Regions from separate parts of the Homo sapiens genome. Here region 1 is linked to region 2. Evidence: read pairs that join two places in POLR2A ChIA-PET (ENCODE). Cell type or tissue: OCI-LY7. All regions are shown on one strand. Each heading gives the region's core, and the rest is flanking DNA. Links, peaks and the distances in the headings are about the cores only. Region 1 has its middle 12 kb from the start of TMPRSS6. Region 2 has its middle 4.9 kb from the start of RAC2.

Region 1 (5,375 bases), core at 323-5,322, 130 kb before region 2:
AGCAAGCAGGGGGTGGGGGCACGGAGCAGCCAGCACACCTGGGGTCAGGAAGAAGTGATCTTTACAATAAATCCCGCAGGATGCTCTTCCTTTCTCCCTCCCTCTCTACCGTGCAGACACATTTTGCTTGGCTTGCTTGTTTTCTGTTTTTAAAAGATGAGTGGCCAATATTTAAAAATAAGGACACTTTGCAGGAAAAACTGAATTTTCAGCTTCTCTTAAAAATGTAGAAGATCAGGCCTGCGCAGTGGCTCAGGCCTGTAATCCCAGCACTTTGGGAGGTGGAGGCGGGCGGATCACCTGAGGTCGGGAATTCAAGACCAGCCTGACCAACGTGGAGAAACCCCGTCTCTACTGAAAATACAAAATTCGCCAGGCGTGGTGGTGCGTGCCTGTAGTTTCAGCTACTCGGGAGGCTGAGGCAGGAGAATCGCTTGAACCCGGGAGGCTGAGGTTGCGGTGAGCTGAGATCACGCCATTGCACTCCAGCCTAGGCAACAAGAGTGAAACTCTGTCTTAAAAAAAAAAAAAAAAGTAGATGACCTAGCTGATCCCCAACATGGCAACAATCAGCGATGGCTGCCCTGGAGCAATTTCGGTTTGACACAGACCTCACCACTCCCTATTGTATCACACTGCATGGGTTAAAAAGAGTTACTAGAGTCAGGAGCCTGAGTTTGAGTCCTGGCTCCACCACTTATTTGGCCACATGCCCTTGAGCTACAAGGTATTTGATTTTACTGGGCCTTCATTTCCTCATATAGAAAATGAGACAGTAAGCCTAAGTGTTGTGAAGATTGACAGAACCTGTGTGAGGAACTTAGAACGGGGCCCGCATCTACTGGGTGTACACCATCAGCATTTCATCACTGCAGCTAATATCTACCCAAACCCCAGTCCCTGTCAGCATCTGAGTTTGGGATCCCAGCAGCAAAGGTTTCATTGTTAGTTTCATATTTGCATAAATTACAAGCAATAGAATTCTCTCGCCAACATGTACCGTTCCTGGCTGATTGCTCGGACTGACAGTGTAACGGGTGCTCTCCTACACCCACTGTTACGAGAATCACTGGACCGTTGGCCGGGGACGGCCAGCCACCCACCATCAAGCCCGTTCCAAGCAACCCGAGCTCTCTCAAACCGAAATGTCCAATTTGAACAGTCCAGTGCACATAGTAGAAGCTCAATAAATAGATTAGAATGAATGAGCAGTAGTTACTGGGCACAGGGTGGGCTATCTTTTTTTTTTTTCTTTTTTTTTTTTTGAGACAGAGTCTCACTCTGTTGTCCAGGCTGGAGTGCAGTGGCGCGATCTCAGCTCACTGCAGCCTCCGCCTCCTGGGTTCAAGTGATTCTCCTGTCTCAGCTTCCTGAGTAGATGGGGCTACAGGCGCAGGCCACCATGCCCAGCTAATTTTTTTGTATTTTTAGTAGAGATGGGGTTTCACCATGTTGGTCAGGCCGGTCTCAAACTCCTGACCTCAGGTGATCCACCCACCTTGGCCTCCCAAAGTGCTGGGATTACAGGAGTGAGCTACCGCACCCGGCCTTTGAAATTTCACTTCTTCACCCCATTTTAGATGAAGAGACTGAGGCTCAAAGGGGCCAAGTGGTACAGAATTGGGAGGGACAAAATGTCCTCGGCCCTGAGCTAGGCGGGTGGCAGCCAGCACGGCTGGATTTGAGAGGTAGGAAGAAGACCTCATAGGTTTCCTTCAGCATTTGTCACACCTCCTAGAATCTTGTCATCATAGATTTGGGCCTTATCTCAAACCATCATCCCCCAAGACCTACCCAGGTGCTTGAGGGAGATGAGCTGTCAGGATTAGGAGGTTGGAAAGGGCAGGGAGGTGGCAGGAGACACCAAGCCTGCAGGTGTCCAGCTCATCCCCTGCCCCAAACAGCCATCACCAACACAGCAACAGAGTATCCAAAAGGCCAGCCAGCAAGTCAGCAGCTTCCACATCTCTGGCCCCTGGCTGCCCTGGTCACAGCCCTGTCTCTGTCTGTCTCTCCCACGGCTAGCTCTTCTCTCCTAAGTACTTTACATTAACTTACTTCTTTTTTTGTAACAGGGCCTCACTCTGTTGCCCAGGCTGGAGTGCAGTGGCACGATCAATGCTCACTGCAGCCTCAATCTCCTATGCTCAAGGGATCTTCCCACCTCGGCCTCCCTAGTAGCTAGGACTACACGTATGTACCACCATGCCCGGCTAATTTTCTGTATATATTTTTTGTAGACACAGGGTCTCACCATGTTAGCCAGGCTGGTCTTGGACTCCTGGGCTCAAGGGATCCTCCCACCTGGACCTCCCTAAGTGCTGGATTACAGGTGCAAGCCACAGCACCCTGCCACATTCAATTATTTCTTTCATCCTCACAACAGTCCTGGTATTGTCCCCTTTTACAGATGAGAAAACTGAGGCACGGAGAAGCTTAGGTATTTGTCCAAAGTCACAGCTGATAGGCAGCAGGGCCAGTACTTAACCCAGGCTGCGGGGCTCCAGAGTGAGGGGGCCAGTACTTAACCCGGCTGCGGGGCTCCAGAGTGAGGGGGCCAGTACTTAACCCGGCTGCGGGGCTCCAGAGTTAAGGCTATAACCACTATGCCACACTGCCCCAAGGTGTCCACAAAGGCTGAAAGTGTAGAATGAAGGGGGCTTTGCTCGCTGCTGGATCCCCAACACCGTGACTTGCAGGTACTAGGCCCTCCTAAATGTCTGTTGAATGAATAAATGAATGAATGAACAATTCCTTCCTCTTCTAAGAACCATCCTCAAGCAGCTATCCAAAACTACCTGAACTCTGGCTCAGCCTCTCTTGCTAAAGCCCCGCACGGCATTCCACAATTCCTCCCCAGGTTAGAAGACTCCACCAGAGTGTTCACTGGCACCATTTCCTGATCAAGGCTTGTGCTCACAGGACCGGGTTGATTTTCTTCCACACCGAAGGAGGGCTGTGATCAGCTGGTCTACTTGTATGTGTCCTCCAGAGTCACTCCCTCCCAGACAAGGTTGGAGACTCTTTGTGGACAGAGCAGTAGCCGGCCTCCTCTCTGTGGCCAGTGCCCAGCATGAGGCCAGGTAAATAGAGGAATGGGAGATGAGACATTGTCTGCCAGCTCTGCTCCTCCCTCCGTCTGCATCCTGGCTTCCTGGAATCGTAGACTGGGCACTCCCCCCTCCACTACCCGACCTGCGTCTCTCACCACTCAGCGCTTCCTGCCTCACTTTCTGCCAGGCTCTGTGATGGGAGCCTCGAGTGTGTCATAGCCCTGGTGGTGGAAAATGTCTCTAAGCAAGTCAGCCTAGGGGATGTCCCAGGCCTGTCACAGGTGCTGGTGGTGAGCTCAAATTTAATCAACACTCCCTCCCCCACTACCAAACGCACTGTGTGGCCCGGGACACGGCACCGCCATCCCCTCAGGGCCTCTGGGCCTCTACTGAGGAACAAGACTTAGAACCTCTGTCATTCCTATCTTGGTAGGTCACTGTGTGTTTGTGTGGGATACCAGGGGTGCACACCCTTTAGAAGCTGTAAGAAGCTGTGCCATGTGGGTGCTAAATATTGCCTGGGTTCAACTTGCTCCACTACATTCTAGCTGTGTGATCATGGGTAAGTCACTTGGCCACTCTGAGCCATAGGCTCAGCTATAAAATGGGCTAAGAATAGTACCTCCCTCATGGCATTTGCTTAAGGATCCAGTGAGTTAAGGATGCTTCCAGAGAGTGGAAGGATCAATGTGCTTATAACAGAGTCTGACGCATCTAAGTGCTCAATACATGCAGTTCTCGAAGACTTTGAAGGACCGAGAACATTCCACAGTGGCTCTCACAGATCCTTGACCCCAAAGCTGTCCCTCCCCCACTGCCTGTTGATAAAGCCCAAATTGTCAAATAGTGGCTGCTAATCTGCAAGAACAATTCCTCTCTCTTCCAAGCACCATCCTCAATCAACTATAACCAAAACTAGCTGAGTTCCAGTTGAGCCCCCTTGCTAAAGCTCCACCCAACATTCCACCCTCCTTCCCCAATTAGAAGGTCCTTTCAGAGTCTTCTTGTGCCTGGCTTTTCTGACTAAAGTCTTGAGCTAACGGGGCTCTACCTGATGTTCTTCCAAAGCTATTAGTATCACCCTTAGATCCCCAGAATCTAGCCCAGGCTCTGACCCACGGCACAACAGTTGGTTATAACAGAGGTAGCTCAGGAGGGGGACAGTAGGAGGAAGTAATCTACTCTACTTGGGGGCAAATCAGAGGGCCTGCCAGAAGCAGAGATGCTTGAGTGGGGTTCTGAGGGATGCATAGGAACCTGAGGGTAGATAGCTTGGGTGGCAGGGCAGGGCTACTTCAAACCCAGGGATCAGCAGGTGCCAAGCAAATGAGTCAGTTGCAATCCCTACTCTCATCCCCACCCCCCAACCCCAGCGTGAACTCTTGATGTAAAATACATGTAGCCCAGGCCTTAAGCCATATTCCATGTGGCACCTGGAACCACAGAATGTCAGGGCTAGGAGAGCACTTAGAAATCATCCAATCTGCCTGCCCAATTCACAGATGGGGCAACTGAGGCATAAGAGCAGATGGGACCTCCCCAAAGTCCCCCAAGCCATGGACGATCACATTAAGGACCTCAGCCATTATCCTGAAAATGACAGTGGGTCACTGGAGGTTTAGCAAGGATGTGGTGTGGCCAGATACGACCTTTAGCCAGATCAGCCTGGCAGGGCTCAGAGGTGGAAGGATCAGAGGGGCAGGCGGCTGTGGGGACAGGCAGACCGAGGAGGAGGCTGAGCAGGCATACGAGTGAGAGGTGATGGCGTCAGGTCTGTGGCACGGAGGTCACCAGGGTGGGGGTGGGAGAAGCCAGTGAAATGCTGGCCCAGAGGGACACTGGACCAGCTTGGAGGGTGGAGGCAGTAGGAGGGGCTCAGCAGTTACGGAGGAGGAGGAGGTAAGACCACCTCGGCCTGACCAACCAGCATCGCCCTCAGCCTTCTCTCCTGGCCACCGTTCAGCCCCATCTACCTGCCAAACTATCAAAGGGCTTTGCTTTTTCTCCCACAATCACACTAATGGATCATGGCATCTTATTTTCCCCCCGAAGTTGACTGCCAGGAAGCTTAGAATGAAATTTTACCAGGTATTTTCCCATTAGTATAATTATCTCCTATGTAGCCTTCTGTATGCTAAGGGCCAAAAGCTCCGGAGTCAGATGTACCTGAGTTTGAATCCTGATGCTACCAACCATCAGCTGCGTTGCTCCACCTCCCTGGGCCTGTTTCCTAATCAGCAAAATGGGGAATAAAGCACCTGCTTCTCAAGGTTGTTTCCAGATGATGAGAGATGACGCCCAGGCCATGCTGGCACAATGTGT
Region 2 (5,375 bases), core at 182-5,181:
GAGGTTGCAGTGAGCCGAGATCGCACCATTGCACTCCAGCCTGGGCAACAAGAGTGAAACTCCGTCTCAAAAAAATAAAATAAAATAAAATAAAATAAAAATAAGAACATCAGTGGAAAAAGTAGTAAAATCCAAATCAAGTCTGAAATTTTTGATAGTATTGTTAAGAATAGTAATTTCTTAGTTTTGACAAATATACCGTGGTTACACAAATGATGTTAGCATAGAGAGAAACTGGGTGAAAATGTATGTGAACACTCCTGCTATCTTTGCACCTTTCCTGTACATCTAAAATTCTTCCAGAATAAAACATTTTTTTGTTTAAAAAAGGGAAGAGAAAAGAATAATGCGCTTCTTTAGGAATGCACAGCCAATGGGTGCAGCCACCTGACTTGGAAAGCAGTGTAGATACTGAGTTTTATCCTTCGTTCACCTACTAGAGCAGAGATTGTTGTTTTTTGTTTTGTTTTGTTTGTTTGTTTGTTTGTTTGTTTTGAGACAGAGTCTCGCTCTGTCGCCGGTCTGGAGTGCAGTGGCGTGATCTCGGCTCACTGCAACCTCCGCCTCCCGAGTTCAAGCAATTCTCCTGCCTCAACCTCCCGAGTAGCTGGGACTACAGGCGCGTGCCACCGCACCCAGCTAATTTTTTTGTATTTTTAGTAGAGACAGAGTTTCACCATGTTGGCCAGAATGGTCTTGATCTCCTGACCTCGTGATCCACCCGCCTTGGCCTCCCAAAGTGCTGGGATTACAGGCATGAGCCACCGCGCCCGGCCTTTTTTTTTTTTTTTTTTTTTTTTTTGCAGTACACAACCCACTCAACTGTACATGGCCATGACGGTCCTAAAATTGCAACTGCCCTCCCTCCCAAGAAAGCCACTTCTCCAGGGCAGCCCAAGCAAAAATTCTCCTTAGCTTAAGCCATTGATTCTCTCCTTCATTCTGCATGCATCAATGATACACCACCTGAATACCCAGCTCTGGGCTTGGTACTGTAGTGAATACAAAACATGGAAGAACAGAAAGCTATCCCTGAAGCACTCTAACCCACACCGAGAATGACACAGGAGCCCTGGAACCACTCTCTGGGAATGTCCCCCATCTGCAGGTGGTCCTGGGATTGTGTGGACAGGCCAGGGTTGGCAGGATGGCCAGATGGAGGAGTGAAGCCACTTGGACGACAGCAGTCAGGCCCAAGTCTACGTGACCAAGTCCATGATGCAGCGGCACTGACCTCTGCTCCAGCCCTCCTCGCCTTTTAGTTCTTTTTTTAAAAGTATCCATATGCACTTTCGGAGCCGAGGCGGGCAGATCACGCGGTCAAGAGATGGAGACCGTTCTGGTCAACGTGGTGAAACCCTGTCTCTACTAAAAATACAAAAATTAGCTGGGCATGGTGGCGTACACCTATAGTCCCAGCTACTCAGGAGGCTGAGGCAGGAGAATGGCTTGAACCCGGGAGGCAGAGGTTGCAGTGAGCTGAGATCGCACCACTGCACTCCAGCCTGGCGACCGAGCGAGACTCCGTCTCAAAAAAAAAAAAGTATCTATGTGGAAGTATAATTTGAATACAATAAGTGATCCATTTAAAGCATATAATTCCATTCATTTTGACAGATATATGCACCCATGGAACCTCCCAAGATACAGAACATCACAGAACACTTCCATCACTTTGAAAAGCTTCCTTGCACCCCCCTGCAGCCCACCTCTCCCTGTTTCTCCCTCCCCACGCCCCCAGCCACCGCCCAGCTCACACACACAAGCTCCGATCTGCTTTTTGCCTCTGTAGATTACTTTGCGTTTTCTAGGATTTCACATAAACGGCATCACACGGTGTGGCATCTCATCCAAGGCCCTTTCACACAGCATATTTTCGAGATTCATCTTGTTGTTACATGTGTCATGGTGTGTCTGTCCCTTTTATTAGTGAGTAGTGTCCCACCGCAGGGATGTGTCACATTTGGTTATTCATTTAGTCCCATCCTCTTTTGACTACACTTTGCAAACTCACTGAATCACAGAACCACGAGGCCTCTGGGCATGCTTAGAAGGGGCCTAAGGCCATCTGTATTCAACCCACCCTTGTGCCATTGATAGACAATGCTTGGCTCACTGCCCATGATGCAGCTGCCCAGTCCCTGCTTACATACCTTCAATGACAGGGAGCTCATTCCCTTAAGGGGCAGTCTCTTTCACTCCTGGCTAGCCTGGCCTGTTAGAAAACCCTTCCTCATTTTCAGCCCAAATCCTTCCCTTGGATTGTCCTCATAGAGGTGCTACCTCTTGTTCTGGGGCCACTCAGGGTCAGTCAGCTCCCTCCTCCTCACCACAGGCCTTCGAATTTGGGAGGCACAGTCCCACCCAGCAGTGTGCTGGGAAATGTTCAACTTAGAGTTCCAGTTTAGTTATTTTTCTGGTAAATATTCCAGTATATGAATGTATTGAAATGTTATTTATCCAATTCATGCAGATAATGACATTAAATACATATCACACAAAAACTAAAAACAGTCAATATATCGCCACACCCTAAATTCTGTCCAAAGTGTGTAAAGACCTACTCATATTTATTTCGTTTTTCCTTTTTTGAGACAGGGTCTCACTCTGTTGCCCAGGCTGGAGTGCAATCATGGCTCACTGCAGCCTACATCTCCCGGGCCAGGATTTGTAAGTGGCTTGCAATGTTTGCACTACAAACGATTCTGCTGTGAACATCCATGTGCTCCTGGGCTGGTGTGTGAGGTTTAGCATACACACACATATCTTGCACTTCAACGGACAGTGCTACGCCCATCTCCAGGGGCCTCCTCGTCTACTCCCAGCCCATGCTTGGCCTGTAAGACTTCATACTTTTGCCAGCTAGATGGGTGTGAATTGGCATCTCACTGAGGTTTTAATTTATATTAACTGATTCCCAGTGGTATTAAGCATCATTGTAAGTGATTACTGGACCTTGTGTTTCCTGTTCCATAAATTGCTTTTTCTTCACTTTTCTCCATTTCTCTATTGGAGCATTTATCTATTTTATTTTATTTATTTTATTTTATTATTTTATTTTTTGAGATGGAGTTTCACTCTTGTTGCCCAGGCTGGAGTGCAATGTCGTGATCTCGGCTCACTGCAACCTCCGCCTCCCAGGTTCAAGCGATTCTTCTGCCTCAGCCTCTTGAGTAGCGATGATTAAAGATACACGCCACCATGCCCGGCTAATTTTTGTATTTTTAGTAGAGATGGGGTTTCACCATGTTGGCCAGGCTGGTCTCAAACTCCTGACCTCAGGTGATCCACCCACTTCTGCCTCCCAGGTAGTGCTGGGATTACAGGCGTGAGCCACTGTGCCAGGCCCAGTATTTATCCTTCTCTTACATTTATTTGGAGAAGCTCTTTGCATATTCTGATTTTCATTTGAATTGCTAGAGGCATTTCATACTTTCTTCCAGTCCGTGGGATGTCTTTTAATATGTTGTGACATTTAATAGACACAATTTTTATCTGCATGTAGTCAAATTTCCACTTTCTCTCCTAATTGAGGTAGGAGGCAGGGTTTGACTCAAGACCAGACTGAGGACTAGCAGAAATGGGGACGAGGCGAAAGCACCTCTTCATGAGACATGCCCAGCAGCGCCATGTCAGTTTACCATTGCCATGGCAACACCCGGACGTTACCACCCCTTTCCATAGCAACAGCCCGGAAACTACCACCCTTTTTCTAGAAAGTTCTAAATACCCCACCCCTTAATTTGCATGTGACTAAAAGTGGGTATAAATATGACGGTGGAACTGCCCCTGAGCTGCTGCTCTCAGTACACTGCCCGTCAGGTAGCCCTACTCTGCAGGGGCACTCGCGCAGCTGTAACACTGCCACCTCCATAAAGCTGTTTTCTTCCACCGTCAGCTCAGCACGGAATTCCTTCCTGAGAGAACCCAAGAACCTTCCAAAGCTAAGCCCCAATTTGGAGGCTCACCTGCCCTGCATCATAATGACTTGTGTTTTTTGGAGTGAATCTTACTTAAAAATTCCTTTCCTTCCCCCAATTTCATGAAGACGAATATCCTCATTTTCTTTTAAAGTTTTGCTTTTCATAAACAGGTCTTGTCAGGTGCAGTGGCTCATGCCTGCAATCCCAGCACTTTGGGAGATGAAGGCACATAGATCACTTGAGCCCAGGAGTTTGAAACCATCTTGGGTAATATGGTGAAACCCCATCTCTACAAAAAATACAAAAATTAGCCAGATGTGTTGGTGCATGCCTGTAGTCCTAGCTACTCAGGAGGCTAAGGTGGGCAGGTCGCTTGAGCCTGGGAGGTCGAGGCTGCAGTGAGCCATGATCATACCACTGTACTCCAGCCTGGGCAACAGAGTGAGACCCTGTCTCAAGAAAGAAAAAAGAAAATAAATATGAGTAGGTCTTTACACACTTCAGACGGAATTTAGGGTGTGGTGAGATTATTGACTGTTTTTAGTTTTTGTGTGATATGTATTTTTTTATTATTGTATTTTATTTTATTTTTGGAGACTGAGTCTCACTCTGTCACCCAGGCTGGAGTGCAGTGGCATGATCCCAGCTCACTGCAACCTCTGCCTACGGGGCTCAAGCGGTTCTCCTGCCTCAGCCTCCCAAGTAGCTGGGATTACAGGCACGCACCACCACACCCAGCTAATTTTGTATATTTAGTAGAGATGGGGCTTCACCATGTTAGCCAGGCTGATCTCGAACTCCCAACCTCTGGTGATCTGCCCGCCTCGGCCTCCCAGAGTGCTGGGATTACAGGCGTGAGCCACCGCACCTGGCCTGTGTGATATGTATTTAACATCATTATCTCCATGACTGATTGTTCCAGAACCATTTATTGAGTAGCTCTGCCTGCTTTTTGCCCAGTAAGCTGTGGTCAAGCCATCTCGCATCTCACAGTTCCACTGCTATAAAGAAATATCTGGGAATGGGTAATTTACTAAGAAAAAGAGGTTGAACTGGCTCACAGTATCACAGGCCGCACAGGAAGCATGGTGGCATCTGCTTCTGGGGGGGCCTCGTGGTGGAAGGCAAAGTGGAAACAGACATCTTCCATGGCAAGAACAGGACCAAGGGGGTGAGAGGTGCCACACACTTTCAAACAACCAGATCTCACAAAAACTCACTCACTATACAGTACCCAAGAAGGATGGTGCTAAACCATTCATGCAAACTCCGCCCCCATGATCCAATCACCTCCCACCAGGCCCTACTTCCACTGTTGGGGATTACAATTTGACATGAGATTTAGATGGGGACACAGATCCAAATCATATCACATGTCAAGAGTCTATAAGTGCATGAGTCTTTTCCTAGCCTCTCCATCTATTGGACTCTTGGTCCACCCTCAAGCCGGTA

What was found. ChIA-PET counts read pairs that join two places held together with the same protein. Peaks named below come from ENCODE experiments on the same cell type or tissue, not always from the same donor. Only the 100,000 strongest peaks of a DNase experiment are listed, where the experiment ranks them.
Region 1: POLR2A ChIA-PET joins it to region 2 with 6 read pairs; 8 of 35 experiments call an interaction of 5 or more read pairs at or near these places.

What each region holds. Positions count from the first base shown.
Region 1 is chr22:37,119,121-37,124,495 of GRCh38, forward strand. No RefSeq gene overlaps it. Among named protein-coding and RNA genes, the nearest start is that of TMPRSS6, 12 kb to the left of the region's middle. In OCI-LY7, for the core only: no CTCF peak of the experiment used is centred there; a DNase peak (open chromatin) is centred at 3,261.
Region 2 is chr22:37,246,470-37,251,844 of GRCh38, forward strand. No RefSeq gene overlaps it. Among named protein-coding and RNA genes, the nearest start is that of RAC2, 4.9 kb to the left of the region's middle. In OCI-LY7, for the core only: no CTCF peak of the experiment used is centred there; no DNase peak of the experiment used is centred there.